Linked DNA regions of Homo sapiens: region 2 is linked to region 1. Evidence: chromatin loops called from intact Hi-C (ENCODE). Cell type or tissue: CD4-positive, alpha-beta T cell. All regions are shown on one strand.

Evidence for each region. Peaks named below come from ENCODE experiments on the same cell type or tissue, not always from the same donor. Only the 100,000 strongest peaks of a DNase experiment are listed, where the experiment ranks them.
Region 2: it touches region 1 in a loop (5-fold over the local background); 1 of 110 quality-filtered maps calls a loop at or near these places.

What each region holds. Positions count from the first base shown.
Region 1 is chr9:90,769,186-90,771,685 of GRCh38, reverse strand. No RefSeq gene overlaps it. Among named protein-coding and RNA genes, the nearest start is that of SYK, 31 kb to the left of the region's middle. In CD4-positive, alpha-beta T cell, no CTCF peak of the experiment used is centred here; a DNase peak (open chromatin) is centred at 1,135.
Region 2 is chr9:89,575,521-89,578,020 of GRCh38, reverse strand. No RefSeq gene overlaps it. Among named protein-coding and RNA genes, the nearest start is that of GADD45G, 28 kb to the left of the region's middle. In CD4-positive, alpha-beta T cell, CTCF peaks have their summits at 1,287 and 1,488 (motif pointing left); a DNase peak (open chromatin) is centred at 1,510; H3K27me3 peaks cover 486 bases.

The DNA.
Region 1 (2,500 bases):
TATTTACAATGTGCCAGGCATTATTAGAAGTGCTTTGCTTATATTAATTAGATTGTCATAAAACTCTGTGAAGTATGTGCTATTATTTTCTTCATTTTACAGATAAACTGAGGGACAGAGAATTCAAACAACTTGGCCCAAGCTATACATTGAGTAAATGGTACTATCTTGTGTCAGATCCAGATTTGTAATGGAGGAAACCAAAATATTTCACCTCCAAATATCCTTCTTTGACATATTTTGAGGTGGCTGTTCAGAGGGCCTGCAAACAGAGGTAGCCTTGCAAAGCTGTCCTTTGCGGGGAGATTTGCATCTGTACAGAATCAGCATGGTGCAGCCAGGTTTTCTCTGAGGCTAACCCTTGTCCAGATCAAGAAAAGATTAACAGAGTCTGACACCTTAAATTTCTGAAATAAACATTTACCATCTATTCTCTCTGAGGACTGCTACCTGTAAGGTTTCACCTGTATAATAAGACCACATTTGCAAGCCAGACCTCCTCTTCTCTTCCTCCCATAACCTGCCTTGACATCATAACCTGATTTACCACCGCAACCAGTTTTTGGCCGTACTCCAAGCCCACATTTTTTCTGTAACCTTAAGCTGTGTATAGGCTGGATGTGGTGACTCCTGCCTATAATCCCAGCACTTTGGGAGGCCAAGGCAGGAGGATCACTTGAGGCCAGGAGTTCAAGTTCAAGGCAACATAGCGAGACCCCCATCTCTACAAAAAGTGAAAAGAATTAGCCAGCCATGGTGGCACAGGCCTACAGTTCCAGCTACTCAGGAGGCTGAGGCGGGATTGCTTGAAGGACTGCTTGAGCCCAGGAGTTTGAGGCTACAGTAACCATGATCCTGCCATTGCACTACAGCCTGGGCAAGAGAGTGAGACCCTATATCAAAAGCCTTTAAAAAGATAGTGTAAAAGTCTCAACCTCCTTACCATTTCTTGGAGATCTTTGTAAGATTCCTGTGCACATTAATAAATATGTGTGCCTTTTCTCCAATTAATCTGTCTCTTGTCAGTTGATTTTCAGTGACCCTTCCAAGGGCAAAGAGGAAGTTTCCCCTTGGCACCCACAGGAACAACTGCCCCTCACTACCTTCTGCTTCACAGTTTCAAATGACTGGCCACTCACCAAAAGGCAGAAGAGGTTCATGAGTTCCTCTTTTTCTCATTTGCACTTGACCTCTTTCTCATAACACACATCCAGCCATGTCTTCTACATATTTTTTTCCCCAGTAAAACATCTGTGACTCATAGTTGTAAAAAATCAAATGAAATAGTAAAAATGTTTTAAAAGTACATCTCAGGGCTGCTTCCCTTAGAGGCTGCTGCTGCGCAACACTAAAGGACATACATGAAGGTGTGAGAGAGCAGCGTGACATGTGTCCCATGGTCCCCATGGTTTATACACTTGGTTTTCCAGAAAGCATCTCTGGTCAGCACAGATGCAGAATTTCTGGTTCAGTGCAGTTGGCTGAGCACTTGTGCTTAATGCCCCACCCACAAGAGACCCCATTGAAAACGATTTTGAAAGAGGGAACAAAATGTCACTGCAGACACCACTGGAGGTGAGGTGGCAGGTGGGATTTCACTTCGGGCCAGATTGAAGACTGGTTGAAACAGGGAAGAGGCATGCCTACCAGCACCATGATGGTTTACGACTGCCGTGCCAACACCTGGAAGTTACCACTTCTGTTCTAGAAATTTCTGAGTAACCCACCCCTTAATTTGCATGTAATTAAAAGTATGTATAAATATAACTGGAGAACTGCCTCTGAACTGCTACTCAAACACACGGCCTTTGAGGTATCCTGGTTCTGCAGAGGCAGTCACAGAGCTGTAACACTGTTGCCCCAATAAAAGCCATTTTTTTCTACCACCAGCTCATTCTTGAAACCTTTCCTGAGTGAAGCCAACAATTTTCCCAGGCTAAGCCCCAGTTTTGGGACTGGCCTGCCCTGCATCAAGTGGCATTCCTAGCTGCTCTCACAGAAGGCCTATGCCCTCCCTGGAGCCTCCTCAGTGCCGCCGTTCTGAGGAGGGTCCTGCCAGTTCTCTAACAAAGGATTCCATCCCAAGGTCATCAGGCACCTCTCCCCCTTATCCAGCTAGCTCCAGCCTATACTTCTTACTGCTCAAAAGAGTAAGCCCAACCAATACCTCCAGAAGTGGACCCCATATCAGCCCCTAAAAGTCAAACCTGTGTCCCTTGCAAGAAGTAGCTGATGAAAATTGGGGAGCACTTAGAGTACATGTGCTATTTTCTATGTCTGATTTGGCTGTATTTAACAAAAAAAATTTGGCTAGTTTTCAGAGGATCCAGAAAAGTTTATAGAGGAGTTTTTTAAGTTGACCATGTTCTTTAATTTAACTTGTCATGACTTGCAAGTATTATCATTTACTTGCTGTGCTATGGAAGAAATGCAGTGGGAAACGGGTGTGGTTTAGCCAATGAGTTATGACAAGGTTAGAGAAATAACTCAGGGAAAATAT
Region 2 (2,500 bases), 1.2 Mb after region 1:
TTAATGTGAAAGCTAAACTATGAAACTTCTAGAAGAAAACATAAGAGAAAATCTTGGTCACCTGGGGTTAGGCAAAGATTTCTTAAACTGGACCCAAAAAACTAGAACTATATATTAAAAATTTAATAAATTGAACTTTATCAAAATTAAGAATATATGCTCTTCAAAAGACACTGTTAAATGAAAAGGCAAGCTATAGACTGTGAGAAAATATTTGCAAATAATAGAAAAGACTTTTATCTAGAATATATAAGAGCTGTTACAATGCAAAATGAGAAGATAAACAAGGTAATTTAAAAAAATAATCAAAAGATCTGAGCAGACAGTTCACCAAGAAGATATCGGATGGCAGATAAGCACATGAACAGATGTTTATTATCATCATTAGACATTAGGGAAATGCAGTCAAAACACAATAAAGTGTAACTACACACTCACCAAAATTAAAAAGACTGGTAATGACAAGTGCTGGTGAAGACGTGCAGAGACTGGAACTCTCACACATGGCAGGGGAGAGCATAAAATGCTGTGGCCACCTCAGAAAACCTTTTGGAAAACAGTTTCTTAGAAAGTTAAAACATATATTCATCACATGACACAGCAATGCCACTGCTTGGTATTTACCAAGAGATGAAAATACACGTCAACAGAAAGACTTCTGTGTAAATGTTTGTAACAGTTTTGTTCATAATATCCCAAAGCTAGAAGCACCCCAAATGTTCACTGTGGTTGGATGAGTAAACAAACTGTTGTAAAGCCATTCAATGGAACACTAGTCCACAATAAAAAGGAAGAAATTACTGAATCACTTAACAACATGGATGAATCCTAAAAGCAAGGGGCTGTGGAAAAGAAGCCACCTACACGAGGCTATATACTGTATGAGTCCACTAATACGAAATTCTAGAAAAGGTCAAGTGGCAAAAACCCATCAGTGGTTTCCAGGGGCTGGCAGGCAGGGAAGGTACGAGGGAAGTGACTGGAGTGATGCCAATGTTCTCTATTACAAGTGTGGTGGTGGAAACAAGACTGAATGTGTTTGTTACAACTCTCTGTATTGTATCCTTAAAATTGTTGAATGTTATTGTGGTATAAATTATACCCCAATAAAACTGACTCAATACAGGAGAGACAAGAAGTATTTTTAAGCATATTCCTAATTTAAGATCACTAAATTGAAAGTCGAAAGGAAGATGATAGTTTGTGGATTATGTTAATTTAAAACAAGCTTGTCCAACCCTCAGCTGGCAGACCGCCTGAGGCCCAAGGCGGTTTTGAATGTAAACCAACACAAATTTGTAAACTTTCTTAAAACATCATGAGGTGTTTTTTTTTTTTCCTTGCTCTTCAACTATCATTAGTGTTAATGGATTTTATGTGTGGCCCAAGGCAATTCTTCTACCAATGTGGCCCAGGGAAGCCAAAAGATTGGACACCCCTATTTAAAAGGTTTAAATTTTAACAATAAACAATTTAAGGGTCCCAAAGCAAAAAAATAGGTGCACACCGCCATCTAGTGGTCTAATTCCACAATTACAATATCATTCTGGCTTACCAGTTTAAGATAAAAAAAGTCCAGTAAAAAATTATTTCCCAAAAGTAATTTTATAACATTTAATATCTATTAGCAATAGGAAAAGTTGAAAGCCCTAAGAAGGGGAGATTATTACCTACATTTGGGCAACAACAAAAATCTACTTTAAAGACATTCCCATTTCTATTAGGGAAAAAAAATTACCTGTTGTGAAAATTATTATTTACCATTTGTCCAGAATGTTCAGTCAATGCAAAATATTTAAAAATAAATAAAACAGAAATAAGATGTGTAATTATGTAAAAGAAGGAAATAAAACTATCACAACTGGAGGATAGTGGAATAACACTCAAAACACAGCTAATCATCTTAAAATTCATATATGCATCAAGTGATTATGTATAAGATTAAACGTTACAAAATTAATAGCTTTTCTTTTCTTTTTTTTTTTCCTGAGACAGAGACTTGCTCTGTCCCCCAGGCTGGAGTGCAATGGTGAGATCTCAACTCACTACAACCTCTGCCTCCCAGATTCAAGCGATTCTCCTGCCTCAGCCTCCGGAGTAGCTGGGATTACAGGCACAAGCCACCATGCCCGGCTAATTTTTGTATTTTTAGTAGAGATGGGGTTTCACCATGTTGATCAGGCTGTTATCGAACTCCTGAACTCATGATCCACCAGCCTCAGCCTCCCAAAGTGCTGGGATTACAGGCATGAGCCACCCCTCCTGGCCCATTAATAACTTTTCTATAACACAGCAATCACAGAATATAAGCTATAATGGGGGAGATATTCCATTAATAATAGCAGAAATAAAAATACATTAAATGCCTATGATCTTTAAAGCAATATAGACAAACTAAGGAAGAAAACCATCAAAATTTACTGATTGAGGTACAAAAAAGTTTTCTTTGGTAAGATATATATTATTTCTTAATAGAAAAACTGCATTTATCTTAGATGTT